Linked DNA regions of Homo sapiens: regions 2 and 3 are each linked to region 1. A link is a loop called in an ENCODE intact Hi-C map of the cell type or tissue named here. Cell type or tissue: ascending aorta. All regions are shown on one strand. Links, peaks and the distances in the headings refer to the core of each region. The heading gives the core; the rest is flanking DNA. Region 1 overlaps LINC01554 (long intergenic non-protein coding RNA 1554). Region 2 holds the start of LOC107986363 (a long non-coding RNA gene). Region 3 overlaps PCSK1 (proprotein convertase subtilisin/kexin type 1).

The links. A loop is a pair of places that touch in the nucleus more often than their neighbours do. Peaks named below come from ENCODE experiments on the same cell type or tissue, not always from the same donor. Only the 100,000 strongest peaks of a DNase experiment are listed, where the experiment ranks them.
Region 2: a loop joins it to region 1, with 4 times the contacts of the local background. A loop is called at or near these places in 4 of 110 quality-filtered maps.
Region 3: it touches region 1 in a loop (3-fold over the local background); 2 of 110 quality-filtered maps call a loop at or near these places.

The regions. Positions count from the first base shown.
Region 1 is chr5:95,853,926-95,864,760 of GRCh38, reverse strand. LINC01554 (long intergenic non-protein coding RNA 1554) reads right to left here. Exons shown (of 3, transcript NR_026936.1): 2 at 7,780-7,883; 3 at 4,628-5,957. LOC105379091 (a long non-coding RNA gene) reads right to left here and starts at 2,977. Exons shown (of 3, transcript XR_001742813.2): 1 at 1,015-2,977. RefSeq lists enhancers at 837-1,338, 1,594-2,793. In ascending aorta, for the core only: a CTCF peak has its summit at 5,854 (motif pointing left); DNase peaks (open chromatin) are centred at 4,060, 5,680, 6,450, 7,290 and 1 weaker place; H3K4me3 peaks cover 1,438 bases; H3K27ac peaks cover 4,775 bases.
Region 2 is chr5:96,697,254-96,706,410 of GRCh38, reverse strand. The region is part of intron 3 of CAST (calpastatin); the gene reads right to left. It overlaps LOC107986363 (a long non-coding RNA gene), which reads right to left and starts at 1,066. Exons shown (of 2, transcript XR_001742454.2): 1 at 1-1,066. RefSeq lists an enhancer at 2,867-3,366 and a silencer at 3,606-3,735. In ascending aorta, for the core only: no CTCF peak of the experiment used is centred there; DNase peaks (open chromatin) are centred at 3,270 and 3,700; H3K4me3 peaks cover 2,203 bases; H3K27ac peaks cover 3,859 bases.
Region 3 is chr5:96,402,884-96,413,718 of GRCh38, reverse strand. It overlaps PCSK1 (proprotein convertase subtilisin/kexin type 1), which reads left to right. Exons shown (of 14, transcript NM_000439.5): 7 at 1,229-1,401; 8 at 2,733-2,945; 9 at 5,396-5,496. All of the region lies in intron 4 of LOC101929710 (a long non-coding RNA gene), which reads right to left. It also overlaps a transcript of CAST not described here. Among named protein-coding and RNA genes, the nearest start is that of PCSK1, 25 kb to the left of the region's middle. In ascending aorta, for the core only: no CTCF peak of the experiment used is centred there; DNase peaks (open chromatin) are centred at 5,044 and 5,352; H3K27ac peaks cover 1,176 bases.

The DNA.
Region 1 (10,835 bases), core at 3,577-8,576:
GGTCTTTATCAGGTACTGCTTTCTAGAGTTCTACAGACTGATTTTTGCTCCTCCCTGCTTCCCAGTGAATCTTGTACCCCAAGTTGATGTGACTCAGGAGTTAAATCCTGCTGGAAATCTGGAACTTGTCAAGCCTTGATCTGCCTTAACATGAACTATTTAGCTCCTATTGTTCCACCCTTGCATGACCCCAATTAAGGCAATAATAGAACCCAGTACTTTCAGAGTCTTTAAAGCCAAATGATAAAGCTTTATTCCTTAGTTTTGTGGTAGTTTGGAATCTTCATTTTCATGGAGTTGATGAACACTAAGTATTTACTCTCTTCACATATGCAAAAAAAAATTGTATGACCCCAATCTCTCCTGTCTTCTAAAAGACTTAAGTGCGTATTTTCACTAGATCCTACATAGACCCACTATATAAAATGGGCATTGATATTTTTATTTTTAAGACCTAGTAGGTGCTATGTAACCAAATTCTCCTAAATTGTAAGATGGAGTTGACACACCAAGGCAGAAGCACCTGTGGACATTACGCCCATAGGAGTCAACTTGGGTGGGTACATGGTTGCTGCGCTGGTTGGACCATTTCTGCTCTAAGTCACACCAGATGAGGTTGAGAAGGTTAGGAGTTGACTTAGCAGCTGTTAGTTACTACCAAATGCTGTGTGAGCACTAGATCTCAAAAAACTTTGAAATATATATGTGTGTATATATACATGTATGTATATAGTTGTGTGTATATGTATATGTATATATACAGTGTATATATACATATTTGCACACAAAATAAACCAGGTAGACAGTGTACATCTCTTAAAGGAATTACAACAGCACTTCACAATAAAATTTTAAAAACTATATTGCCCACAGCATTTAAAATATAGTGTAGGTATTTTTGACAGCTTTATGAAGTTTTAGAAAAAATAAAACTATATGCAGAAGACCTAATGATTTGATTTACAATGCCAATTTTAAAATTATATTTTCAGAGTTCAAACAACCAATACATACCCTCACCCCCAGCGCCCCAGGTATCCTTTCCTTGGTAACCTCATGCTGGGCAAGAACAAAGGGACTGAAGTGGCAAGATCTACTCCACAGTCTGTGCCTACTCCTTCTCCTTCTACCCTGACAGGAAGAAATCATGGGGCCTGAGATTTCTGTAAACATGAGGCTCTTGCTCAATGCTCTGGGGAACATAAACCCCAAGCCCTGGCAGAGGGGAAATCTCCTCCCACTTTCTAAAACTAGACAGTCGGGCCTAATATGAACCATGGAGTTCAGCAGCACCAGAGCGATCCTGAGTGGTCACAGTGTGTCCACATCAAATCGAAACACACAGGCAATTTGGGTACATTTCCCCTGCCAGTTTAGGATGGAAATGAGAGTTGGAAGAAAGGTCTCAGGAGCCCCAACCTTTTACCCTCCAGGTCACTGGTCACCTCCTTAGGACCTCCAGGACAAACTGCTCCTCTCTGTGGTGTGGGATTTGCTTGCGGAGACAACACGTTTGTTTAGCCTTACACATGAATGCAGAGCATATGGAGAAGTAAACCTCACTGACCACTGCTTCCCCAAGTGACTTCTCTCCCACGCCCCTCATGGAAAGCCCTACAAAGGAAAAATCAATCTTCTCAGCTTTAAACCTGCCTTCTGTCCTCGTCAGATGTTGCCAAGCACGAAGTGTTACGGGGGCTCCTATCACAAAGCAAACAGAGCTGGAGCAGCCGGAAGGAGAGCTGCTCTCTAAAAGCTTTTAAACACTGTTATATTTTTAAAACCACTTACTGAAGAGGTGAGTTATTTTCTACTCCTCCTTCCCCAGAAGCACAGACATTAAGGTTACCTAGAAACTTGTCCAGGAAGCATGTGGCAAATAACAACCATGCAATAGAAACATCCGGATTTGTCATCTAATAGGAGATGGTATCAGCAAGGTCATATTTGGATAGAGGTGGAAGATGAAACTTCATTAGCTTGCATGCCCCAGCTACTGGGGGGCCATTCCCATGTGCTCTGGAGGAGGGAGACTTTGCTTTTATCTTGGCTGGGAGGGCCTTTGATTGGTACAGGTTGGAAATGAGTAAGATCTGAGATTGACGCTTCTTGTACTGAAGACTGCCTGTGGGAATAAAAAGCAGAGGGAGAATAAAAAGACATGAGATGGGGTCGCCTCTACCCTGGAAGAACATCTAATCTGTAGGATGGACGAGATGGGATGTACACAGAGAATGACCTGAGAACAAAATTGTTTTTTTAAGTTTCAGAAGCAAAATAATATTCCGTGAAGGACCAGAAGGGGGACAGGAAGACTTCTTAGTGAAGGTGGTTTTAAATCAGGTCTTGAGAGACAGTGAGAACAGCAGAGAATATGGGAGAGAAGGGATGGGGTGGCTGGCATGGTTCTGTTAGCGAGTCACATGTGCTGAGGACATGGATGTGGTGCTGTTTACTTTGATATTTCATTTCCATTATTGTAGGAGAAGGAAAGGGAGATGACGCCTCTTTATTTTTATAACTTTAGCTCCAGACTTTCTAAAAAAAAGTCTTCATTTCATGAAGGCAGTTTTGCTGTTTCCAAAGAGCTTATTCCTAATGCGTATTTCCAACCAACACCCTCTCTGTGTCAGATGAGGTGATAACATTTGTAATTGCAGAGAAGCAGAAAAGTGTGACTCACCTGTTTCACCACGAAGACTTTGCCGCAGACGTGGGGTTTAGGGAGATTCAGCTGGTATGAAAAAAGCAGCAGGAGCAATGGGCCACTGGGAAAAATGGTCTAGGGATCTTTGCTGCACCCAGTTTCCTCTTGCTTTATCCCAGAATATACCCTTTTTCCAATTCATCATAAAGAAGGGGGACTAGTGAAACTCAGGAATTCTGGAAGTTAAGCTATCTGCAAACTTATTCTGAGGAATCAGTGCAAACACACAGGGCCAGCTATGGGACAATGCCTGGGCTTTCTACACTGACTTCTTTCCATTCGATGGTCATCAGTTTTATCAGGGGCATCAGGGCTTCTGTGTAAGTCACTAAAACATGGCCGAAGGTACTTGAGCAACCACAAAAAAATTTGACGCTAAAAATATAGGCAGGAAATCTCCACATGCAAACAATTCTCAGGAAGAGGAGAGGGGTGCGTCATAAAAGTCCGGCTGACATTCTACACTCCTCTCAAATTACATGCAGCCAGTGCCGTCGGCCTGAAAATATTGAGCAATATTCCAGCCGTCCTCTTGTCACATGTACTTCATGAATGCTGGGCTCATCAGGCAGAAGCACCCAGGCATCAAAACACTCGCCTGAGAATTGAGGAACGTGGCCACCGTCTTCTTGGCGAGACCTCGACTGTAGGAAGCACCTGACCTCAGCTCCTCTGAAAATGGAATGAAGCATTTTACAGATCTGTACCTGGTCTTCCCCAGTCACTTCAAAAAGGATAAGAGGCAGGAGTTTAAAGTATGAGTTGGAAGTTGAAAGATTTAGTGGCCCTTCTGACATCCCATGGTCTCAGGAAATTCAGTTAAGCTCTCTGCGAGTTTCCATTTCCCCATCGCTGAAATGATGTGAATTCATGCTACCTATTCGGCGGATATTAAAATGCAATAGACCTAGGCATTGTTCTATGTATGGGAGAGTGTATGTGTATTGATAACTATTGTTTTCTTTTCCAGACTTACTGTTCTCACTACCCTGATGTATCCAGATCAGTTAAAACCTATTACTTAGCAAAGTTTCAGTTTGAATTTGTGTCCTCTCACACACACATAAAACACATACACACACACACTCAAAAAGGATCAGAATTCTTTTTTCTTTTCTTTTTTTTTTTTTTGAGACTGAGTCTCGCCCAGGCTGGAGTGCAGTGGTACAATCTCGGCTCACTGCAATTTTTGCCTCCCAGGTTCAAGCGATTCTCCTGTTTCAGCCTCCTGAGTAGCTGGGATTACAAGCACCTGCCACCATGCCCGGCTAATTTTTGTATTTTTAGTAGAGATGGGGTTTCGCCATGTTGGCCAGGCTGGTCTCAAACTCCTGACCTCAGATGATTCACCCGCCTGGGCCTCCCAAAGGGCTGGGATTACAGGCATGAGCCACCGCGCCCGGCCAGAATTCTTTTTTTTCCTTTCAACTACAATATGTTTTTCTGAGTGAGGAAGAAAGAGAATTTACATCACAAGGCAAAAAATACTCATAATATTGCATGCATCCATGGGAGAATATATTACAATACGAGCACCATTTTCCCTGGGTGCCAGGGGTGGGGCAGTTTAGCTGGAAAAGCTAAATTCTGCTCCACTTGGATTGAAAACGTTCAGATGTTTTGTTTATGTGTTTGCTTTCTTGCTTATTCACCTACGACATCTAATCCTTTAGTCTGAATAGTATCCAGTGAATACACTCCTGTCCCTCTCCTCAGTCCTCACCCAAATGCAGTAAAGCAAGAGATCAGCAGGGCAGCCAGAGAGCCCACACCAGTGAGGCCAGGAAAGAAAACAGAGCTCAAGAGGGTCCACATGAAGGTTTCCTTCCTTATCTAGTCCCCAGAGGCTTTTTTTTCTAAGTAAAACTCCCAAAGAACTAAAAACAAAGGAAACACAAAAAATTCAACGTGGTATAGAAATTTCGGTAGAAGAACTTTTATTGAACAGTAAGATTCAAGATTTCACCAGGTGAGAGGGGGAATTGAAAATTAGTAGAAAAATTCCAAGGGGACCAGTTAGCCACAACAAAGAATGGGGTTCAGGGAACTTCTTAGGGATGTATCTTCCCCTCAATACAGGTAGAGGAGCAGCATCAGAAGCAGGGCGTTGGAGAGAGGCATAGAAGAGAATCACCTTCTCCTGGCCCACGCAAGCTACCTGGTGTACCTTCAAGTTCAGGCCAGCTGCTGTTCCTGCCCGCTCTTGGAGATGAAAAGGTTTCCCATGCCCCCACCTCCTCCCGAGTTAATTCTCTCCAGGTGCTTCTCTTGATGTAAACCCAGGGTGCTATTAGCAGGCTCCTTGTTCTCTTGCTCAAATCCTTTCCAACCTTTCCAACCTGTGGAGCTCTGCTGTTTCTAATTTCTAACCCCCATCTTGTTTCTTTCCCCCAATATTGAATTCTGCCATAATCTTCAGATCAACTCTAGTTGTCTCCATTTTTTTTCTGAATGCTAAAACCTTCCAGCCGTCTTCTCTTCCACTCCCTGACCACTCACGAGTCACCTGCATTTCTTACCCCAGTCGTCATCCTTGTTTCCATGAACGATCCTCTCCAGGGCTTCCTGCCAGAAAAGTATTTTGCAAGTTTCATTTGAATTTCTACACAGTATAATTCTGAACATGTAAATAATATATAAAGTCAACCTATGTTTGGAGCTAAGAGTGACAACAATCTCTCACACTACAGATCCGTCCCAAATTGGTAATGCCCTAAAAATGCTAATAAAAATAAGGTGCTTGTGAAATACTCAAATCCCTTCAGTTAGTACAAAAACAACTGGTGACCTAAAAATTCAAGGAATGGCCCAGAGTAAAGGGAAATGTAATGTTGACTCTGGTTTACAGAAAGTGAATCTGAGTCATGGCAGATCCTGAAATTTCACATGAACTCATTCTGCCTGTAAATGCCCCAGCATCAATAGTGAGCAAACGTGCATTCTGGCCAGCCAGGCAGAAGCACTTTGTTTTCCATTGTGCGGTGACGCCAGATCCCCATTGCTTCTGACAAAGGCCCTCGTCAAGCCTGTGTGTCATCGTTTGCGTTTGCCACAGCTGCAGCGGGGTGCGCGCAGACCCACTTCCCGACTGCTCATCAACCGACCTCCCTGGGGCCGAGAGGCAAGCCGGGTCCGCGCGGGGTGCAGCGCCACCTGCTGGAATTCATGCGATGGAGCAGCAGCCTGAAGTGGCTGCGGAGTCCAGAAGTCCTGTCCTTGAGGTTTGCTTTCAGACAACGGCCAGTCCTGACTGCAAGAACAAAAACACTAGCAGAAATATGCACCCGTTACGCAAACCAGCCCTTAAGGCTGCACATGATCCTTTCCCCACTACAGAATGTGGTGTGGCGTGTATATGTGCACCAGTGAGTATGTGGGGGGAGAGGGGGTACACCCATTTGTGGTGGGGGGGGTATAATGTGGTGTGTTCATGTGCGGTGTCTGTGCATGACCTCTCAAAGGTAGGAAAAGTGGCATCGTCGTCATACTCCTTGTTGGATTGGTAAGGAATTGTTCAGTTGACAGAGATTTTGATATAACTTGTTCCATTTATTTCCTCGCTACGCCGTTCAAGTAGATAAAACGTTCTCGACCAAATGAATTGCCAGTGCTCTGGCTCTCTAGAAGAATTACTCATGACCTAACCACGCTGGAGGCTGACAGCTAACTAATGATCTTTCCCTCTTTTCAAAAGACTTTGCCCATATGGGAACAAAGACTGTCATGATCCCCCAGCCAGGCAGGGCTGGCCCTGGGCTTGGAGGAGGCGATGAAGTAAGACACAGGCAGCTATGGGAAGAAGTCAACCACTTCCACGAGGCCAATTGTGGGTGTCTCAGGAAACAGACAAGTTGCGAGTCTATGTTTTTGCCAGATCCTCTGCCCCTTTAGAGACGTGCTCGCATGTCACATGCGTGAGGCAACTTTCCGTGCCTAGGAGGTTACTGACTTAAACCCAGGGACACTTGTTGAAGTGGGAGGCCTGACAGACAAAGGCAAAGGTGTTTGATGAATGGCTCTGCTGGCTGGTGATGTGGAAGTGTTTGCTGACAGTTCGAGAAACACCAGGGAGCCAACAGATTAAGTGTTCTGTATTTTCCTGGCTACTAAATAATAACTACAGTTTCCTGAGGGTTTACTCATGCCAGGCAGAAGGCTAAGTGCTTTACCTTTGTTTTTTTGTTCATGAAATCCTCAAAACTGCTCTATAAGCCATGCACTATGATCAGCCCTGCTTTCCCGATGAGGAAACTGAGGCCCAGAGGGGTAAGTTCCCTGCCTAAGGTTACACAGCTCAGGAGTAAGGGGAGGACTCAGGTCTCTGCGGGCCAAAGGCCAGGCTCCTGATGCTGACCCTCCTGCTTCCCTGCCATTAGTGCCCTGCGAGGCCCGGACCTGCCCTCTATTTTCCCGCTCATTTTAGGGCCACAGTGACTCACCAGCCATGTGCCCATACCACTCATTTTCACAGAGCCCTGGAGTATGAGAGCAGGGCTTGAGGAAAGAGCTTTCGTTCACTTTGTTTTGAGCCAGGACAACAGACTGGGAAGTGGTTGGAACACACAGTTCTGGGTCAGAGGTCAGAGAACAGACAGGACTCCAAAGGCTAAAACAAACAAGATTTCTCACAGCAGCTCTGGCCGCGTTGAGACCCACGGGCTGGGGCTGGCCAGTCTGTCCCCACGTGGGATAGACTGTGTCCAGAAGGGTGGCCTGGCCTGCTCCTGGCTAGAGCAGATGAGGAAACCACTGTCCTGGATTCAGCTCCCAGTTCTGCCACATTCCAGCTGAGGGCCTGTGGGACAGTCGTGAAGAGCCACATATGGCAATGTCATCTCTCAGGAACCCAAGACGCCAAGGCCCCTCACTGTAATGTGGCAATAACGCCAGCTAGCATGCAGAACTGTTGTGGGGTAATGAATGGAAGCTAATGTATGAGAAGGAGCTGTTACACTCCAGGACTCTAGATACCAAATTTTATGGTTATCAGTTTCACAGCAAAAAAAAAAAAAAAAAAAAAAGAAAGTACTCTTATTCTCAAATTATTCTTATTAGTTCTGGTGTGCACTTACATGAGAAATGGCAAAGGGATATTCTGCTTGCAGTCTTTTGCCCTCTGGCAAAAACTTTCCAGACAGGGTGTCATCGTGTGCAGCTTCCGTGATGCAGTTTGATCCTGATAGGTAACAAGAGTGACACGTTTTATCAGAATCTTTTTACATGGCTCAAGGTCACTTCCACCGACACCAGTGCTATTAATATTTCCCCCATTAAGCCAACCCGTCCTAAGAGCCAAAGAGAATACCATAGTTCCAGGTTTCGGTTTGAAGGTGCTGATGGATGAGAGTAGAAGGGAGTGAATGAGGAAGCCCAGACCTTCCTGCAGGAGCAGGGAAGCAAGACCCAGGCCAGCACTGCCCACCCCCCAATAGCCTTCCCAAGGGTGAGGGGCAGCCATGCGGAAACTGGCACTCACTAGGCCAAGACAGCACAGGCCTCCAACCTTCAGACAAAAGCCTTTTGTCTGGGAGGTGCTGGGGGACACCACACAATGCTGTTTCTTTCTAAATTATTTTTTTCCCCTGAATGCTATCTAGATCCTGGAAATCTATTTCCATGAAATGATTTTAAAATATCCTATATGATAATTGAACGCTTGTCATCAACATGAATGTCCAACATTAGGGGCATGGTTAAGTATAGAATGTTGTATCCCATGATGTTTATAAGAGTTTATAAACATGTGGAGGAAGGGTACAATAGCATAAAGGAAGGCTTGTGTTAGGCTCACATATGAAAAATAAAGAAACAAGAAAAAAAGCTGCAGGCAGGAGTGTACAATGGTAGGAGCTGACGGTACAAAAGATAAATGCTGAAACTATTCTGTAGGATACTGAAATGATGGATACTGACCTGCATTCGTCAAAACCCACAGAACTGTACAACACAGAGAATAAACCTTAAAGTAAATGATAGACTTTATTTAATAATAATGTATGAATATTGGTTCACTAATTGTAACAAATATATGGCACTAATACAAGTTCTTTGTTACACGATGTTAATAATAGGGAAGGGAATATGTTCAGGGAAGGAGGGCAGAGGGAAACAGCTGTCCTAGCTGCTCAATTTTACTATAAACTTTAAACTGTTCTAAAAAATGAAGTGTATTAATTTTCTTAAAACTAAAAATAAATAAAGAAATAACCAGAAGGCAATAAATCAAAATATGAATAGCACTGGTTTTGGATAGTGAGACTATGACTAGCTGCTTTTTCGTTTTTTACTTTTCTGATTTTCTCCATTCTAATTTTATCAATCAGGTAAAACTAATGAAAAGTTTTAAAATCTTGTCTGGGTGACTATTCTCTGAGGCAGGAACTGTGTTGGCTCACAGTGCTCTGTGGTCTAGTTCCCTAAACACAGCAGGAATTTAGTAAGTTTTGCTAATAGCGCATAAGCACTTTTAAATACATCTTCAACTCTGTCTGCCTTGCAGCCTACAAGCTTGTCGCCTCACGGCCCGAGAGAGGACAGCAAATTAAAGTAATAATTGTGAGAGGAACAGATCAGAGCATCTAACGAGTGGTTGGTTGGGTCACTGTAAATTGAAAATCTCTCCTTAAGTGGCTAGAGGCCTGCGTGGGCATGTCGAGAAGCATCTATTAAGTGGCATCAATGGGTAGAGTGGTGGGTGCTGATATAAGACCAAACCCAAGATATCATGTCATCAAACAAGAAGCATGGGCAAGGCTTTGGCATGTAGAAATTGCTGCAATGGGCTGGGTGCGGTGGCTCACGCCTGTAATCCCAGCACTTTGGGAGGCTGGGGCGGGCGGATCATGAGGTCAGGAGATCAAGACCATCCTGGCCAACATGGTGAAACCCCGTTTCTACTAAAAATACAAAAAATTAGCCAGGCATGGTGGCGGGCGCCTGTAGTCCCCAGCTACTCGGGAGGCTGAGGCAGGAGAATGGCGTGAACCCGGAAGGTGGAGCTTGCAGTGAGCCGAGATCAAGCCACTGCACTCCAGCCTGGCTGACAGAGCAAGACTCCGTCTCAAAAAAAGAATAAAAAGAAATTAATGCAGTGAGATTGGTTTGAGAATTGGGAAGAATTATACCAAAACAATTCTTAGCCGAGTGCCTGATACTTGGTGAACAGTCAACAAACAGTAACTGATACTTCAGAGCATTATAGGGATTTGTTAAATCCTAGTTTTAGGATTATTTAGGAATAAAGCTCAGAGACAAAGCAATCCTTCATATTAAAATTGTTTTACAATTTACAGTGCTTCTTGACATTGATCTCATTAACTGCCTTCATTTGTAACCTTGTATGACTGCAAGCTCCTTGAAGACAGGGCCATGTCTTGGTTTCGTATCTCCCCCTCTTAACACTGTCTGGCACATAGTTGGTTTTTACAGTGGATTAAAGGCTCTTACCACAAATTCACTGATGCCTCCCATCCAGAGGTGATGTCTATGTATTTTATTTCCCCTTTTGAATCTGGGCTAACCTGTGACTGCTTTGACCAACTGAGTATGGTGGAAGTGACATTATGACACCTCTAAGCCTAGCCTTAAGGCAAACCTTGTCTCTTGGAGCCCTGAGCTTTCATGTAAGAAGCCCAGCTACCCTGCTGATGAGTCCATGTGGAAAGGCCTAAGACCACATGGAGAGGGAGTGGAGCCCAGCGGAGTCCAGCTTTCCAGCCATCCCGGTCAAGGGATCAGCTAAGTCGGCAAAGCCATTTTGACAAGTCCAGATCAGATCAGCTGCTACTTGAATATCTCAAAGGACTCCAGCTGACTCTACAGGGAGCAGAATCACCCAGCTGAGTCCTGTGTGAGTTCCTTACCAACAAAAGTCATGAGATACCTTGAAATGATTGTTTCAGCCACGAAGCTGGGGTCATTTATTATGAAACAATAGATAGCTAGAACAGCTCTTACTAAATGTTTGCTATGGATGGATAAACAGATGGATGGGTGGATGGATGGATGGATGACTTAGAAGGGCCATTATTTTTCCTAGAGGAATAATGCTCAGAGATAAAGCAACTTGCCAAAGTTCCTGTAGTAAGCATTTGTCATTATTTCCTCCTCCCTTAGCATCTGAACCTCC
Region 2 (9,157 bases), core at 745-5,744, 840 kb before region 1:
ACTTTTTACATTGCTCTTTATATTTGTTATATGGGCCATACCTCTGTATGCCTAGCATCACGTCTGGCCAATTGCAGAAACTCCAGGGAAAAAATAAAGAAAGAAAAAAGGGTTCCTTGCTCATATATTTTTTGATTATCCACTCTATAATCTTTAGCCAAAGCACAAAGAGATATTAAACTTCAAAAACTCTACTTGTAAATCCTAGAGAATAAAAATGAATATTATTTTATCATTTCTACCTAACCAGGAATAATCTATATTAATGTAACAGCATCTTAGGGCTCTATTCATATTACGATAAAACTAATCTTTTTTCCAATCCAATAAATATTGAGCAATTACTATGTGGAAGACATGAAGTAGATGCTATAGGGGATTCTGTCTTTAAGGGGCTCATGGTATAGTAAAAGTTTGCATTCTGAGAGAGGAAATCACTGTAGCAAAATGCGAATTTAGTGTGTGATAACTTTTCATGCACTGAAGCTCATTCTTTGAAAAGTGTTCATGGCAAGCTGTTAAATATGTCCTGAAAAACAATATAGTATGGCAGTTTTTATTTTCTTAATCTGTAAAACGAGCATAACAGGAGTTTCTACGTCATAGCTACATTATCATCACAGCACATAAGGGCTCCGTATGTGCTTAGAATATAGTGTTTTCAGTAAATGTAGCTGTTACTATTAATGTGTTATAGCCACATTAGAACTATTATTAGAACTATTAATATAAATATTAATATTAGAACTATTAATACTATGTTCTAATACAGATTATGCTCATCTATTCTTTTACTAGAACCTATTACAGTCACCTTCTAATAATCCATTATTATTGCTTAGGGTAGACAATAGAGTACTATAGCACATGGGTCCAACAATGTCACCTTGCTAACGGTATGATTGATTACACAGTTTCTGCCCAAATCGCAATGTTCAAATAAACAGATTTGTCCAGAAGCCATCAAGTCTTAGGAGATGTAAAGTGGCCTTAAAAATTGGAAATCATTGACTAATTATTTTTATGGCTTTCCATCAAAATGGTATGGCTCAATTCTTTTTTTTTCTTTTTTTTCTTTATATATATATTTTTTTGACACAGAGTCTCATCGCTGTGTCAGGCTGGAGTGCAGCAGCACAATCACAGCTCACTACAATTTAACCTCCCAGGCTCAACTGATCCTTCCACCTTAGCCTCCCAAGTAGCTGGGGCCACATAGGTGCACGCCACCATGCCCTAATTTTTAAATTTTTTGTAGAGACAGGGTCTTGCTATGTTGCTCAGGCTGGTCTCAAACTCCTGGCCTCAAGCGATCCTCCCTCCTTGGCCTTCTAAAGTGCTGAGATTACAGGCATGAGCCACCGTCCCTAGCCCTTTTTAATATGTTTTATTCAATTTTAAAAAATTGGATGTAGTACCCAACCAAAGTTCATTTAAATGCATGAAAGTGCTTTCGGTCACGCTCTGACATTCAGTGCGAGCAAAGAGCTCTATCTAATTCAGAATTGTCACCCAAAATGCCAAGACTATGCCTTTTGAGAAACATTAAGATGACATTTTTAAGTCAAGAGCGTCCATAGAGAAAAAATTAAATGCAATGTTCATGAAGACCTCCTGTAATTTTCTAGTAAGCAGATTGCTAATTCTATGTATCAGAAAAACTATGCGATATGTTCTTATGAGGTTAGACACACCAATGCTAAAACAGATATCCCAGATTCGTATGATCTCCAAATTGAGGGAATTATAAGGTATAATGAAAGAGGAGATACAAAGATATATATGAACATAGAAGAATATGGGTTATGGAGTTTTTATTTGAATAGGACTAATTAAGACAGTTCATATTTTGAGAAAAAGTAAATGTTTCCACCTAAGAAGTAGTGATCACTTAAAGTTAACTGTGATTATAAACAATGAATAGAAACATAAATACTCAGCTGATTTTCAGAAGTTATTCAAATGAAAAGAAAATGCTTTCTTTTTCTTTCTGGTTTCATTCTTTCAAACTGTTACTTTACGTACTAGCTTTTATGTTTTCATTGCAGTACAGATGTTATACTTAGTCAATTCTGCCAGAGAATAATCAAGGAACCAAAACTCCCCACTAATTCTATATAATCAACTACTCTCTGGCATTCGGACTCTTCTTTCAAAGCATCTGAACTGAACCACAGCCAATATTTATACTTGAATGTGCTGCTTCATAAACACTGTTTCACAGTCTACAAAGCATGCTGATTCGTAATAGACACCAGGAGTCCTTGCTGCACACACACGGGATCCCTAGTCAGCCTCATTGCTATAGGTGGCTTATTCCTTCTCCATCAGTCTACAGGTGTGGCCTTTCCTTGTTCAGCAAGATTTTGCTAAATTTCACTACTTCATTTTAATCCTATACTGCCTCCTAGAACCCAAGCAGCACACCCTCCCCAGCATATTCCCAACAACTCAATATTCCTTTTAGATACTGAAAAATCAGTGCACAAAAGTCGAATACATTCATCAGAAAGAAGCAATCTATATTAATATAAACTCTAGTGCTGATTAGGAAATAGACTTTCCCCTTTTGAACAGTAGATGCCACTCCTTGTTGAGCTTCCCTGCAATGCAGAGGTTTTTCCTCTGAAAAACATGTGAAACAGCAGGAACTTTCCAGAGCTGCTGATTAAGCATTTCTGTCATTCTGATGCATAGGTGGTTTCCTAGAAAACTAGAGAGGCCCCAAAGTCCCGATCCTTAGGGAAGCTGTCTAAACTCTCTGCCTCATTTTCTGAAGCTGTACAATGGGAATAAAGAACTTCCCCCTGCCTGTGTGTAAGTGGAGAATGCCGGGTCCCTAACCATACAGAAGAGAAAGTTAAATCTCTGTGAAAACACTTTGTATTCTTAAAAGATAGACACAAAGTAACCCTCAGTGATGTTATTCTACAACCGTCTCAGGTTGTGTAAAGGAAATGGAACCGAAACAGGTTACAACACTTGCCACGCCACACCCAGCATGTATCAGGTACGCAGAAAGGTCAGAGTGAGCTCACGCTCTAAAACGGAGGTCATCACAGGGTGGCGGCACGGCTGGGGAGGAGGAGATCTATCTCCAACCCTAGAGATAAAGGTGCCAAACCAAACTGACATAGCTGCTGCTTTCCTTCTTTTGGGCCACTTGTCTCGGGCCACTTGTCTCGGGCCACTTGTACCGGGCCACACAAATCCCTTGTTTTGTAACCCTACGCGTCCGGTCACCAGATACATTTCCCGGCGGAAGGGGCAGTAACAGTGTTACCGACAAGGAGGAGGAGTCGCCAAGAAACACAGTTAAACTCAGAACGCACGGTATCGCCAGGGTCGCGATAGTAGGAAAAGCGCACGTCCCGAGCCTGGGGAGTCCGCTGCAGGGACCAGGCCCCGGACACGCAGGGCAGGTAGCCGGGGGCACAGGCCCTAGACCCGGGAGCACGCGCGGCCTGGAGCAAAGCGGCGGAAGACAGTACTCACTCTGCGTGGACACCGGACCCCGCAGTCCTCGGCTTGGTTTTCAGGAGGTCTGCATTCCTAGCTGGGCTCGGCTCCCGCGGTTTCCGCTTGGAGCTCCAGCCCAGCTCTCTGAGTGCGACGGGGCGGGGCGGTCCCGGGAAGGCGACGCAGGATGCTCCCCGCCCCCCTGCCCGGCGGCCCCGCCCCGGGAGCCCGGGATGCGTGGGGAGGGAGGTCCCGCTCCGTGGACTCGTCATGCGCCTGGCATCTGGAGACTGGCTCACTCAATAACGCAGCCTGTGATGCGGACCACGTGCTGTGTGGGCTGCGCACCGCCGGCTGATTACAGGTTACCGCTCCCTCGGCTGTCACCCTGTGACTACCAGAATAAGGCAACGACGGTGGGTGCACTTCGCAAATATGCTCCCCCGAAGACCTCTTTTGAAACTATAAAGTGGATTAGTAATGACTACAACCAGGGATTTGCAAATGCAGTTAAAACTGTGTAATGGATTTCTTTAAAGAGTAGTTTAACAGTAAGAATTCTACCCGATTACTTTATATTATAGTATATTACAAACTTCAAAATTAGAATAGATTTGAAGCTATTGAATACAATATAAATTCATGAGTCTATACTGCTGTAAATAAATGAATGAATAAATAGAGGGGTTAAGCCACTCTTTCATATAGAAGGCCAACTAATAAATATTGAATGATAAGAGTTAGAGAAAATAATTATAAAAAATTTTAAAATAAATGAAAAGCCGTACACCAACCACATTAAAGGCTCTGAACCCTGAACTTGGGGTGTGAGTGAAGGAGGTAGTGTTGGTCACTGTTTGAGGAACACAGACCTCAGGACAGGTTGGACAGTGCTGTGTCGAGTCATGACAAATGATGGCCAGTGGCATGAAAAAGGTGAACTCATCCATACAGCTTTGTACCCCACCAGGCAGCCAAGGCAGTTAGGGCCCTCTGATGTACCTTTCAAGGTACTCCTCACAGCTACCTTATTTTTTTTGTCTTTTATTTCTGTCAAAAATCTAGTGAAATAAGAGCCCTTCCAACTTTAAGATTCTAACATTTCCAGAGCAGAAGACCCTGTCCTTATAATTTTTTTTTTTTTTTGAGGTGGGATTCTCGCTATGTGGCCCAGGCTGGAGTGCAGTCACGTGATCTCAGCTCACTGCAACCTCCACCTCCCAGGTTCAAGCAATACTCCTGCCTCAGCTTCCCGAGTAGCTGCGATTACAGGCATGCACCACCACACCTAGCTAATTTTTGTATTTTTAGTAGAGACAGGGTTTCACCATGTTGGCCAGGCTGGTCTCGAACTCCTGACCTGAAGTGATCCACCCACCTCAGCCTCCCAAAGTGCTGGGATTACAGGCATGAGCCATGCACCCGGACTTAGAATTCTTCTTGATATATAGCTTATATATCCCTTTTTGTTGTTGTTGTTGATCATTAGTATTGTCATTCCTTTTTAAAAATAGACTAAAAGCTCATCTAGGTTTCACTGACATTAATTTCTCCTGTGACAAAAACAGCACAGGGTGACTAATTTGGGCCACACCCCATAGGGATGGGCCCTGGGCCCCACAGCTTCCAGAGTTAGGCAGCTCAATGATGCCTATCTCTGAATGTATTTCTGTGCTCCTGATGAGTACAGATGAGTAATCACATGGTTATAAAACAAATTTTCTGGCCAGGCATGGTGGCTCATGCCTGTAATCCCACCACTTTGGGAGGCCGAGGCAAGTGGATCACCTGAGCTCAGGAGTTCCAGACCAGCCTGGGCAACATGGTGAAACCCTGTCTCTACTAAAAATACAAACATTAGCTGTGTGCGGTGGTGCTTGCCTGTAATCCCAGCTACTCGGGAGGCTTCAGGCAGGATTATCGCTTGAACCTGGAAGGTGGAGGTTGCAGTGAGCTGAGATCACACCACTGCACTCCTGCCTGGGCAATAGTGAGACCCTGTCTCAAAAAAAAAAAAAAATTTTTTTCGCAAGATTCTTCTGCTGTAAGTCAGGTGGAAAAAGGCTCCTTTCCTTAGAGTGAAGGCAAACAATGTAGTTCCACTGCTGTGCTGTGGCCATCACAATCCCTGAGGGTGTCCTTCCTGCCAGTGTGGTTCTCAAATCATCTGCATCTGAAACTCCTGGGAATGCCTATTAAATATATGAAATCCTGGGCTCTTCCCCCACCCCGGCGAATCAGAATTTCTTGGCTTCAAACCTGAGAATCTGCATTTTAATCAGATTCTCTAGTTGATGTTTAGGTTATGGGTAGCCTAAACTACCCACATTCTGCACTATTCAGTCTCCTGGCTACTCAAAATGTGGTTGCCAAAGCAGCAGCAGCACATCCACTGGAAGCTTGTTAGAAAAGCAGAATCTCAGCCTCATCCTGGACTTCCTAAACCAGAATCTTCATTTTAATAAAACCCACACTGACTCATTATGTACATTAAAAGGTGAGAATTACTGCTCTGGATCTTATTTCTCAAGCCCTGGTTATTATTTGTACATTACTTATATAATATTTTTTAACCTGCCATAGATATATTATGTTTACTTAATTTAAAAGAAGTAGATTTACTTTAACCTTAAATTCAGCCTCACTATAAATGAAAATAGCCATGGGATTAGGAGTTGATGTGCTAGTTTACTTTTTATAGCACATTAAAATATAAGCATAATTATTAAAATAAAAACGCTTTCTTGTCTAACACACAGTCATCTCACAAACCACACGTGGTAGGAGGGTACTGTGGGCTGATGCTGGCACTGAATGTCAGCATACCCTCCACAGTACCTGAAGAGTTAACCCAAACCCTCACTCCTATTACAGATGAGAAAAGTAAGAACCTGGGAAGAGAGCTGTGTTGCCAAAGTCAGCACAGCTATTTATGGCAGACTCAGGACCCAAATCACGAAAGTATTTCTCTGATAGGTGCTTATTCCTTCATAGATCTCCTCCTGTCTAGGCTGGGAGGAAAGTTGTTTGCGCTTTCTTCTGTTTGAAAGGCCTAATGTTGCTGAATAACTTGTCATCTGTAGTTTTCCTATTCAATTAGGTAATTCTCCTGTTTTCCTTTGTCATGGATATCTGTCATTCAGCAGGAGGCCACATATTTGAAAAACCTCACCACATATTGATAATTTCCTGCCTTATCAGTCCATGCCTTCCCAAAGTAGGATCCAGAAGACTCACACCCCCAGATTCCCTTGGAGCAGGGTGAAGGCATGTGATTTACACTGGCCAATCAGATGTGCCAAACAAGAATGAGCTGGGAAGTGAGCAACGTGTGCAGGCTGCTGCCCACCAGGAAATCCATGTTATAATAGGGATTTTGAGTCTTCTGCATTGTCAGTGGCAGAGTTCTGGCACCCAGTCCTACATGTGACAGGAGCTGAGCTGTGGTGGCAGCAGGAGAAAGCCTCATAGTGTTACTGTGCATTAGTACTGCTGTAAGGCTTTAGATTTCTTCTGCTGTACTCTCCTGGATTTCTCTACCAGCTACCCCGTTCCTTAAGAAATTCCTTTTTGGCTTAGTCAGAGTGGGTTCTAATTGGAACTAACAACTTTAACCAGTACATCTTCTTAATAGCATGGTCTTCTACAGAGACATTCCTAATGCAATTTGAACCTCGGTTTCCTCACCTGAACAGTCAGGTTGGTGAAATAGAAGTTGTCTGACAAGTCTTCCAGAAATAAAATTGCATGACTGGTTATGGATCACAACTATTTTCATATAGGCTTTAGTAAGAGTCCGTATAATTTCCGCAGCCTCATCTTCACTACTGATTTACCAAAAATTAAATTTTAAGAACTAAATATTTTACACTAATTATTTTGAATTAGAAAAATTTACATCACTTAAGAGCATTAGATCTTTGAAACCTAAAACTGCATAGCAGAAGGGATATTATTTGAGGGCCCAATTCCTCATTTTGTAAGCATTCTCATAAAACAATTCTACAATATATAGAAACCATTCTCTAATACATAGCTTACACATATGCTTCAAATTAAGTACTTAATTTTTAAAACTTTAAAGTTTTCTTAATAATTGTAAAATTATCACTTATTTTGAATTTCAAATTAACTATTTCCAGAATCAAGAAAACTAGCACTAGTTCTCACTTCCAATTCTATCTACCACTCTGTCACGCCTTTTCAGAATGTGTTGGGAGAATATTATTTTGCCTGTGTGTGCCATGATAACTGTGTAATAAAAGGCTTCAAGTTATGCTATTACCCCCAGCTTTTCTAAATGATGCATGGGTATGTAATTCCTTAAGGGATAATGCTATGAGTTACAACCATTCCAATCTGGCATCAAAAGAAGAAATAAGCAATTACGTTTGTTCAACACCTTATAAAAGTAAAAAATATGAGAACGGAAGGGGTGAAGAATCAAACCCTGGAGAACTCACATTTAGGAAACTGGCAAAGGAAAGTGAGTCAGAAAAGCATGGTGAGAAAGAGAAACAGCAGACATAAGAATGGAAATGGGAGAGGATGGTGTTTTTAAAGCCAAAAAAAGAATTTCATGTTTGCTGTTAAATACTAAAGCAATAAACATATAGCTAAATCATCTCCACTTCCCAGTTATGCCCTGCCCCTCCCAGCTCTTAAGACAGAACAGGGTTTGTGGGGAGATGTTCAAATTCTTTATAACTATCCCATCTCAGAAAAATAGGGTAACTTCTACGTTAAAAAAAAGAAACATGGAAAGGGTCTGATTCTTATGATTACGTTCAAGAAAAAACTGGGTGTGGTTTTCCACAATGTACTAAACCTTCAAAAGTTTAGATAATAGCAAGTGTGGGAACATTTACAAATAACTCACTAAATCTCACTGGGTGGGTGTTTTGCTAATGAGGTGTATCATTTTTAGTGGCATAATTTAAGTGTATGCTAAATACAAGTCCTGATAACAATAAAAGTTAATCTTTTTTAGTTGAAGACTCTCTTTTATTTGGAGACCTGGAAATAACAGAATATGAAGATTAACATGATCAATCACAGGAGAGGTCCATTTTCCCAGCACCTGCTAAATGCCAGGGCCAGGCCTAAGTGTTAGTATTTATTTTCTTTCATTTAAGGCTCTCAACAGCCCTGACAAGAGAAGTCCAACCCTCATTTTACAGATGAAGAAACTGAAGCTCAGTGGGACTGGACAAATAATAGTGGCAAAGAGGAAATCCAAACTCATATTTGTTTGTGTAAGCAACTCTCTCACCCAGTGGCCATCAGTGAATGCTGTGGTGTCTCCAGCAGCAGTAAAGAATGGCTAACAAAGAGCAGACCTCAGTTTTGAATTTATGTTGGTTCCAAATGTTAATTAACTCCCTGTATTTACGATTCATGGTCTTTCAATGATTTTTATATTTTTATTGACTGGTAGCAGAGAGCTTTGAAAAGGTCTTTAAAAGGCACGGGTCTTAAAGTGGCATGGTATTTAGCGTTAGAGCTTCTCAGCTGATTATTGGTTTGGGCACCATCAGGGACTTGGAGAGCAGTCAGAACTCTGAGTGACACGAAAATACTAACTCTTCATTGAGCAAGTGACATCTATGAGAAAGTCTGACTTCCATAAGATAGCCACCAGTTTTAAAGAAAAAAAAAAGCTTACGTTAAATAGTTGTATAGATACTCCTGAAACATA
Region 3 (10,835 bases), core at 2,591-7,590, 550 kb before region 1:
AAGCATTTCTTGTGCCTCAGCCTCCTGAGTAGCTGGGATTATAGGTGCGTGCCAGCATGCCTGACTAATTTTTGTATTTTTAGTAAAGATGGGGTTTCTCCATGTTGGCCAGGCTGGTCTTGAACTCCTGGCCTCAAGTGATCCACCCACCTCGGCCTCCCAAAGTGTTGGTATTAAAGGCATGAGCCACTGCGCCTGGCTCTAAATGCATTTTTGAACAATTTCTTTTTTACAAATACAACTTTCACTGATCATATCAATTTCATATCATTTTACCTTTGCTCCATAGTAAATAAGTGTGAAAATCTAAGGCTGTGCACTTTATTGTATTATGAGCCTGAAGCCAGAAATAACCAGGTAGCTGCCTGTAATCTGTCCAGATTGTTTTTGCCTTCCTGGCTCTTGAATTCATAAGTCTGATGACGGGTGACAGCCTGTTGGAAAGCACAAAGAGCTACCGCACCTACATTGTCCTGATGAAAAATGATTCCCCTTGGGGGTGAAATCCATGGCAATGATTTCATCCTTGAGATTATTTAGAAGAATAGGAAGCATGTTCCTTGAAAATGTTTCTTAGCAAACACATGAAAGGATGGCCTCTGGGTTATTTTTAATCAGGGCTTAGAAACAAAAGTGCTTTCCCTATTTGTTAGTTTCCTGTTGTGACTAGATCTTTTGAAGCTACATGTTTCCTGTCCAGAGTCCTTGTGTGGCGTAGACTGGGCCACAGCCATTTGTGGGACAGCCATGAGGAGGTGCATCACCAGAGGGCTGCTTGGAGGGTCTTTCTGAAAGCTGGTCTGTCATTTAGTTGGGGTGGGAGGGAGGGCAAACATTTTGTAATTGACAACAATCACGGCCACTTCCTCTCATCCAAGGATGCTGCTCCACTTCAGACTCAATGCCCAGAGCTTTTGCTGGGAAGAGAGCCTTGAGTGGGACCAAAAAAAAAAAAAAAAAAAAAAACATCACAGCTGCCTACACAGTGCATGGTATTGCATAGTATTATCTCTAAAGTGCGACAAAAAAGCTTATGGGGGCAGCAACATGTTCCTTCCTTCTGTGGTGTCAGTAGCTGGGTTACAGAAATTGGGGACATCTATCTAGTAGTTACCTGGTTTTTGACTCTTAAAATCCTTTAAAAATACAAATAGTAAGAGTATTGGGCTTTTGTCCATGTACATACTGACATCAACCTTTGTGTGTCTTTGTTTATTTTGTTTCTCAGGCATAAGAATGCTGGATGGCATTGTGACGGATGCTATTGAGGCCAGTTCAATTGGATTCAATCCTGGACACGTGGATATTTACAGTGCAAGCTGGGGCCCTAATGATGATGGGAAAACTGTGGAGGGGCCTGGCCGGCTAGCCCAGAAGGCTTTTGAATATGGTGTCAAACAGGTAAGATGCTTTACACAGACCCACATGAAATGAAACCTGACCATCTGGATATGAGGAGAAGGAAAGAACACTTAGGTTACATGGAATAACATTGTTGTGGATTTCTTAACAAAGTCCTTTACAATTTTAAATGCACTTAGAGGGCCAAATCATTCTTCAGAGGGATGGGAGTTAAGGCTTAAGAAAGTTTTCCCTATTTGTGGCCAGGCGCGATGGCCAAGGGAGGCAGATCAATTGAGGCCAGGAGTGGCCAATATGGAGAAACCCCACCTCTACTAAAAACACAAAAATTAGCCAGGTGTAACTAGGTTGCACTGTTCTGCAACCTAGTTTAGACAGTGAAACTGTGGTCTCAACTTAGATGCCTATAGTCCCAGCTACTCGGGAGGCTGAGGCACAAGAATTGCTTGAACCCAGAAGGCGGAGGTAGCAGTGAGCTGAGATTGCAGCATTGCACTCCAGCCTGGGTGACAGAGTGAGACCCTGCCTCAAAACTAAATATAAATAAATAAAATGAATTTTCCCTATTTGGGTCTGAGGTTGAATGGAAATTTATTACTTTTAGCATATTTATTTTAAAAGTGCTTCTGGACATTTCTTTCTCCTTACTCATTTTCCTGCTGCTTTTGGGTTTTTACACTAGTAAAAAACTACTCAGTCTTCTTCCAAGCGCGGAAATGCTTTTCAAATATAGAAACGTGTTGCCTTCTGCTCTGCACGTGCCTGTTGAATACCTGTGCCTTGGTTGGATTGCTCTGTCACTTGGGTTTACTGTATTCTTGCACAGATTCTAAAGCCTTGTGCTCCATAAGATGAAACAAAAGTAGAAACTCTGGAGAGCACAAATTGAAAAATCATAGAAAGGGCGGCTTTGACGAGTTCCATTCAATTGAAGAGTCCCTTTTAATGCAGCTGCAAGGCAGATCTGAATAATTCCTAATTTTGTCATTCTATCAGTCAGCCAGAAGATTGAAGCAGAAAGAAAGAGAGGAAGTTCAAAGATTTAAGTGCAGTGACATAAACTAAGAGAAGGGTGGAAAAATATGAGCAAGTGCAAAACGCTAGATTATGAATCTGCATAAGAAAGAAAAGCGTGTGCTCAGCCCTACCCCAGGAGGGCCCAGAGACTGGCAGGGCCAGAGTCCAGTGGCTTATAATACACAGCCTTGTGAGATTTCCAATATCGAAGCCAAAAGATCTGGAATTGAAAATAGATCCCAAATAGCTGTCTCTGAGAATTTCACACATGTAGTCGTTGGGGATTTTATTGGGATATAACAATGACCCCAATAGATGATAACAGATAATATGCATTCTGGCTTTTCCTTTAGGGGAGACAGGGGAAGGGGTCCATCTTCGTCTGGGCTTCGGGAAACGGGGGGCGTCAGGGAGATAATTGTGACTGTGATGGCTACACAGACAGCATCTACACCATCTCCATCAGCAGTGCCTCCCAGCAAGGCCTATCCCCCTGGTACGCTGAGAAGTGCTCCTCCACACTGGCCACCTCTTACAGCAGCGGAGATTACACCGACCAGAGAATCGTATGTTGCTTTTGTCTAATTCTCTCTGCTTAGTTAGGAGAGCGTGGCATGCATGTGAAATGATTCCCCTAACTGACCTTTGGTACGACTGATTCGCTTAAGCTTGATGTCTCAGTTGGGAGAACTCACACTTACTCACTTGAAAGGCTGGCATCCATCAGAAAGTTTTCTCTCCAGGGATAATGACACTTCTGCCAAGATGATCTTCCCCTCTGTCATTTTTAAACCCAGCCTTGAGAAGCCACCAAACCTGTCATTACACACAGCGGAGACTCCAAATGTCTTTTCTGCTTGTCTGATGCCTCCCTGGAAACAGCCTTAAAGGAGATCTCAGGGTTGTAGGGGCTTTATCACCCTTGTACTTGCTGATCCTTTAACAGCAGGGATATAGTCTGACCTGCCCTGTCGCAGATGATAAAAATACAGAGTCTACACCAGCTATGTCTCCTAAGAATGGATGACCTGCAGGAAAATAGCAGTTTCAGTGTCCCCTGAGGTGAACTGCTCAGCATCTGGGTAAGCAGCTCGGGGAGGTCGTATGCTCAGAGAGCTCCTCCAGCCCACGCTTGCCTGCGCCTTTGCTTCCATGAGTCAGACGGCCAAGGGCAATTACTGGATTTCCCTTCAAGGGCATGACGATGGAGGGGCATTTAGGGGCTTTGAGAACAAAGGGAGACACCTTTAATTTAAAAAATGTAAGGCCCCCAATTTAACTCCTGACACAGAAAGGACCAACTAGCTAAAGTATATAGATCCTATCTCAGTGAAATAGCAGGTCATGATCTAATTAGAGGGTGGGTGAACCCTATAATAATGACCTTGGAATGCGTGCAAGATTCCTATTAATGGCATCTCAACAAAATTGTCAACACGAACATCTTCTTCATACAGGATCACTTCTGCAAGCTAGTTTAGACAGTAAAGCTGTGGTCTCAACTTAGAAGTGTGGGCCTGCTTCTCACGCGCATCTCTTCAGCTACTCAAGTAATAGACAGTGGCATTCTACCGAGGGGTTTTATGGCAGGCACATTTTAAAGGGTTTGAAAGGGGCATATCAGACATCTGCCCCACTTGTCTTCAGAGCCCCTGGCTGTTGTCATTTCCCTGGGTGTCCAGAGCTGCCTTTAGAAAATGGCCTGTTGGGCATTTCAGAATCACCATTTCACAGACTGTTCCTTATCTTGGGTAACCTGCACTGAAGCAGAAGAAAGATTTTCTATCTTTGTAAAACTCCCTCCTTAAGAAAGCCAGCCTTAGGAGAGACAGCTGGTGGATTCTATTTGAGACAGTCTCAGTAACATAACCTTTTTCTTACGCAAACCTTTTCCTCAGCATAGTCATCTCTGGGGGCTTGCTTGCGTCAACAGGTAAAAAGGGCAACCTTGCTTCCGCAGCCCTCTGAGGAGCAGAGCCATCATAACTTGAGAAATTCAGCAACTCCAAGCAGGAAGCCAATGGAGGTGATAATAGAACAAATTATTTTTTTACACCTCCCTCCCACACATCGAAATCTCGAGCTAGAACTTCGGTGCTGGAGCCTGGGTGGGTGTCTTGTTAGTAATCCCTTGGCCCAACCAGCAGCGCCGTGGTCCTTAAGGCAGACAGGAAGTCTTTTCAGTTTCTTCCCTTCATCTCAGCAATCTCTTCATTACCCTAAAGTTAGCCAGGGTAATTCCTTACTTGCAAGAAAATTATGTAAAACTACTTTCACAGAGAACATCTCGGGTAAGTCTCGCATATGAGTCAGAAAATATAAATCGCATTTTACAGATGGGGAGCCAAATGACTTGCCCGAGGACAAATCTATTAAGTAGCAGTTAGAGAATTTGAACCCAGAACTAAGTCCAGCACACTTTCCATTTTAAAGACCCATCGTTTTCCTCAAAGTGTAAATGTGGACACCAACTCACAGGTATCAAATCTAGTTCAACAGTGAGTGCAAACTACATATTAAGCATTTTTTGTGCAAGTAGTTCAAATGGCTAAGGCCAGGATGTCTTCATATCCTTGGGCTGAAGAGGCAGCCAAATGTCAATCTGAAGGCAAAAGGGAATTTTGTATGAGACAGAATTTCTAAATATGCCAGACCAAACACAATGGACCCGATGATTAATGGGCCAGCATGATTCACAGTGATTTTGAAACTTTGTTTTTTATAGACAGCATTTCGTTTGGGAATCTCAGAAAAGAAAATATTCGTAGTGGGAGTACTTCATCCCCAGAAAAGGCATCTTGCTGCCAGAATTATAGAGAAGTTGCATATAGAGGGTGAACTAAAATATCAGCAGATGGCAAACATCCGCCTGTGGTTTAGAGGAGAAAGTAGGCAATCGAATCAGCTGAGTTTCCTGGTCATAGCAGATGCAGCCTTTGGTACAGTTAACCCCCAAGACAGGCCCACACTCCTCACGTGTTCTCCCTGCCTTTCTCTCCTTCCTGACGTCATCCAGACGAGCGCTGACCTGCACAATGACTGCACGGAGACGCACACAGGCACCTCGGCCTCTGCACCTCTGGCTGCTGGCATCTTCGCTCTGGCCCTGGAAGCAAAGTAAGGCCCAGAAAGCTTCTAATCACCTTTACAAAGGCTGATTCTCCTTATTTTTAATAACACTTTTTTTTCTGAATACATGGTTACAGGAGAAATTTTGGAATACTGCAAATAAAGATAAGCTCTTTCCTGCCACTTCGAGGTCACTAACCATAGTTAACATCTCAATGTAGATTTAATACACACACATCTTACAAAATTGGGATCTTAATATAGACGTTATTTTGTAATCTGTTTTTAAAACCCATTCTACAATATATTAAACATACTTTCTCCTGTCTAAATCAATATGCTTTGACCTTTAAAACTCATGCTATCCCTCAAATCTTCTTCCCACTCAGCTACAACGCCTTTTGTTTATTCTCTTCCAGCAGGATTTTGTTTAAATAGTTTCCAGTGGGCAGTATTAGGAACAAGTTTAAAAAACTCCTTTCTTTGAATATGTAAGCCTAGTCCTGGAGCTGATATAACCACATCAGGGGACATGAGATTTAAAGGCAGGAGTTTTATATTTTCACAGTGTTCCATTGTATAAACACAAATTTCCTTAAAGTCATCTAATCATGCTTAAACACCATTGTCAGTAAATATTAGTTGTCATCTCTGACAATTTCCTCAGGATAAACACTCAGAATTGGAATTTCTGGGTCAAAGGGCAAGCATGTTTTAATGATTTTTATATATATTGACAAGATGCTGCCTTGAATGACTATACCATTTTATATTCCCTCCAGGAATATATGTGTGAAAGTGCCAGTTTCCAAAACCCTTGTCAAAACTACTTTTATTATCTTTTAAAATATTTGCTATGTTGATAGGTGAAAATGGTATCTCATTTTAATATGCTTGTATTTAATTACTAATGAAGCTCAATATTTCATACCCTTCAGCTCTTTGTCTTCTGGGGTTGCTTCTTTATGGCCTTAGTTTTGTTTTATGGCCTTGGTTCACAAAAGCTAGATGCTTTATAAGTTTGACATTTACCTTTTAATTTGTTTCTATGTAATTTTTAATGAAATGTAGTTAATATGTATGTAGTTATGTTTGTCAGTCTGTTTCTTTAAGGCTTCTTCCTTTGCTTTTATGCTCAGAAAAAATCTTCACAACCCCAAATTAGATAAACATTAATTATATGTCTTTTATTATGGTTTCTTTACCATATTTAAATTCTAAATCCCTCTGGAATTTATTTTAGTGTATGATGTTAAAAAAAGATTTAACTTTTTTTTTCTCATAATTACCCAATAGTCCAATACTTAACACAGAGGAAAAAAATTGAACTGTCTCACACTGCACATCACAGCTTTTTATGTGTCCTCATTCCTGCTTTCTGATGTGTGGTGACAGTGAATCTTGAAATGTCAAGTCAGGTGCTATGGTTGCATATTAGAAGAAGTGATTAAACTTGTAAATTACTATTATCCTTCCTAATAAGGAGATTATCCTAGAATAAATTACATATTCTCTAGAGAGAGAACAAAGCAGTGTCCTTATGTCATATTCAGTAGACTCAGTTCGTAATAACAGAAAGGAAAAATATCTTGGCCTTTGCCATGACTGGAAAAGCCCTGAGGTTCCTGAGCCTTTGTCCAGGAGAGTCCAGTTTATCTCTAGGATCCCTGGGGCTTCCTATGGAGATGGGGTATATTCCTGGGTATCTCGGCTGTGAGATGGCTACAGTGGCTAAGCAAGGAAGTCTAGCAAGGCTCTTACCAAGAGTCCACCTACTTGGAGGGGCTGGCAAGATGTTTGGTAAGGGAAGAAGTAAATTCAGGTGCTCAATTAGAAATAGATATTGGGCCCTCCAGAAAAGCTATGTTCAGAATCTAAGTTCACTTATAATAGGAAGTAGATGGACAAAAGACAAAAATCTATGAACACAAGCTGAGACTGGCATCAGCAGATCCAAATTAACCGAGAAATAATTGTCCAAGCAGTGAAAATTGCAAGGAACACCTGGCTTCAAGTTCTAGCTCTACCACTAGCTATGTGGCCTTCGGCAAGTTAATTTACTTGTGGGGTTCAGTCTTTCCATCTATAAAATGAAGGGGTCAAACGAGACCTTTTTTTACAAACTTCTTCTCTTCCTAAGATTCTCAGAGTTGAGATTGAAAATGTCAGCCTGCATAGGTAATCCAACATGAATTGTTGGGGTCAGTGATGAGGGGTCTGGACTGGAAGAAAATAGGGTCCTATGGATTATAGGATCCTGTGCAACAGACTTATTATATTTAAGATTTCAAAACACAGACTACTACCCCAGGGAGCTGTTAAAAGAAAGCAATCTTAAAATTTTATGTCTAGAGCCTTTCTTCTCTATCCAACACCTGTCAGATGCATGTAAATATAACTAGCCGTGCCTAGCCCATCCTTGTATAGTGACCAATATAGTAGAAATATCCATCTGCTGAACAGAAGTAATGCCAATTTTATGTAAGAGCTGAAATTGTAAAAGTGCAATCCTTGGTTTCTAAAACCTCAAGGCTTCTTTTTCTGTATAGTGGAAAATGATCCTATACAGAAAATAATCCTTTCCTTTTCTTTTTCTTTTGGAGACAGTGTCTCACTCCGTCACCCAGGCTGGAGTGCAGTGGCAAGATCTCGGCTCACTGCAACCTCAACCCCTCCGGTTCAAGAAATTCTTATGCCTCAGCCTCCTGAGTAGCTGGGATTACAGGCATGTGCCACCATGCCTGGCTAATTTGATCCTTCTTTTTTCTATGTAGGAGAAAATGATCTAGGAATGATCTAGCCTCATTAATCTCAGTCTCTGATGGACAGTCTCTAAAGCAGGTGTTTCATTTCTGTGAAACACTCAGATGGGTTCCAAGGGGTCCATGAATCTCTTTGCAACTAAATGCAGAATTGCTTATAAATGTATGTATGGCATATTTCTGGGGAATGGCTTATAGGTTTCACCAGATTCTCAGTGTTCGTGATTTAAGAGATATTAAGAGTCTATGATCTCCCAGGTGCTTATCATAAGAATTTAATTCCCTTCATTTTGACTCAATTCATCAGTAAGATAAGTATGACTGATCTATCTTAACATTTATATCCTTACTGCCAAGGTACATAGAGGTTATTAAGATTTCTGTTCTCAATTGAACATTTTTCTGAACTCTATTCAATTGTCTATACCAAAGCTGAATGCCAGAATTTCTAGACATGTGACCAAGCTTTATCCCAAGGCACTCAAGAATGAGAAAATCATTTAATCATGTGCCATCCCACAGGAACAACTATGGAGACTGAAGAGCCCTTGCCTAAACTTATCAAGAATAATGGCACCCAATATTGATTAGGTTCTTACTGTAGACCAGACACAGCTGGCCTCTTTATATACAATATTAATTATAACGCTTACAACATTCTTATGACATAGAAATTATTAATTTCACCTATAAATGGGAAAAAATAAGGCTTAGAGAGGTTGAGATATATAACCAAGATCCCACAAAGAAATTCAAACTCAAGTCTCTCTGACTGCAAAGTCTGTGCTATCAGCAACCACACCTTGCAGCCTCCCACAGCCCTGTGAGGGAGAGGCAATGTTGAATGGCAGCCTATCATCTCCTCAAATAAAGGAGGGTTCGGAAGATTGAGGCTGATAAATGAACATGCATTTATGAGTTTCTTATAAGTTTTCTGTCACAAGCAGACTACTCAATATGCTGTGTTAAATGTTATATAGCCAGAGTATTGGGGAATGGGAGGAGAAAAGGAAAGGAGAAGGAATGGTTTCTGGCTGAATATGCACAAAGAAATACTTTCCTTCCCCAAAGCGATGTTTCTCAAGTACCAGCATATATAGTCATCACCTGGGGAGTTTATTTAACATGCAGGTTCCCAGGTCATTTTGCCAGCAACTATTCAGACCTTGTATCTGCCTAGGAGTTTCTGGTATTCAACCTAGGAATTCCTTTTTTAACAAATCTCCCAGGCACTTTTTAATGCTAGTAATACCTTAACCAAGTTTTGAGAAACAAATGCTATAAAGAGTTACTTTTACCACTGTGTTTTCCTACAACCTCATCCACCTGTGTTTGTGTAGAAACCCATTAGGGTAGTTAGTAGGTGTATCTTGGAGATAAATATACTAAGAGAAGAAGGAATTCCTTGCATAAATGTTTGTGGCACTATTATTATTATGTAGTGAGTATACCTAAGAAAGCTGTAGAAAATAGCCTCAGCCTTCTGAGGAGAGATCAAAAGAATCAGAATAATTTTTAATAGGTGAGGAAAATTCTGAAGTGAACCATTGAATCCCTTCACACCTTTGGAAATATTAAACAAACAGATAAGCCAAACTTCTGGTCTTATTAAAACCTGGAGAAAGAGAAATGGACTTTCAATGCTGCATGAAACCTTTGGAAAAAAATCACAACAAAAAAGTCTTGACTTAGTGGGTTGTGAAATGTTAGAAAGTCCAAGTTAGAAAAATTTTAAGATCTAGGCTAATTTAGGTATGATTAGAGGCTGAACCAGATAGCTCCTAAGACTTTTCACTCTGGAATTTTGTCTCCAAATTACATTACCTACATCTCTTCTAATTAGAAGCAATGCTTAATTCGGTGTTTAATTCCATACCCTTATTTTCTGTAAACATATCTTTGATTAGCCACTCAATGCAGTGTTTAAAAATTTAATTATCGTGGATGTCATTGAGCACAAATTAACAAAGGAAGGCTGTCAGGAATGAGTTGCACTGTTGTTAGCAGCTCCTTTTCATTTATGAAATACAAGCACACGAATGAACAATAACTCTGTTAGAAAAATACACCGGGGCCTGTCATGGGGTGGGGTGAGTGGAGAGGGATAGCATTAGGAGATATACCTAATGTAAATGACGAGTTAACGGGTGCAGCACACCAACATGGCACATGTGTACATATGTAACAAAACTGCACGTTGTGCACATGTACCCTAGAACTTAAAGTATAATAATAATAAAAAAAGAAAAATAGGTTTTTCTAATTGCATGACAATGAAGCTCCTTAATATTTTGCAGAGACTAGATAAAGGAAATTTTTAAAACAAAATAACCTGCAACTGCATATAAAATAAATGCTCTACTACAGAAACATAGGACACACATGCTATATGTGATAATCATGATTATCAGCACCTTGCCTTAAGCCTCCTCAGTACGCTTCCTCCTTCCTGCCTCCACACATGCACCTGCACATACTGATGATCCAAACGGAAAACTGGTGTGTTGCCCATTGACTGCCTTGATAAGAGGCTTTTACCTAAAACTCCTTTTAAAAGACTGGAAGGAAGCAAGCATTTCAATAAAATGTCCTATTCTATTTACAAGTGTACCAGGTGATCATGAG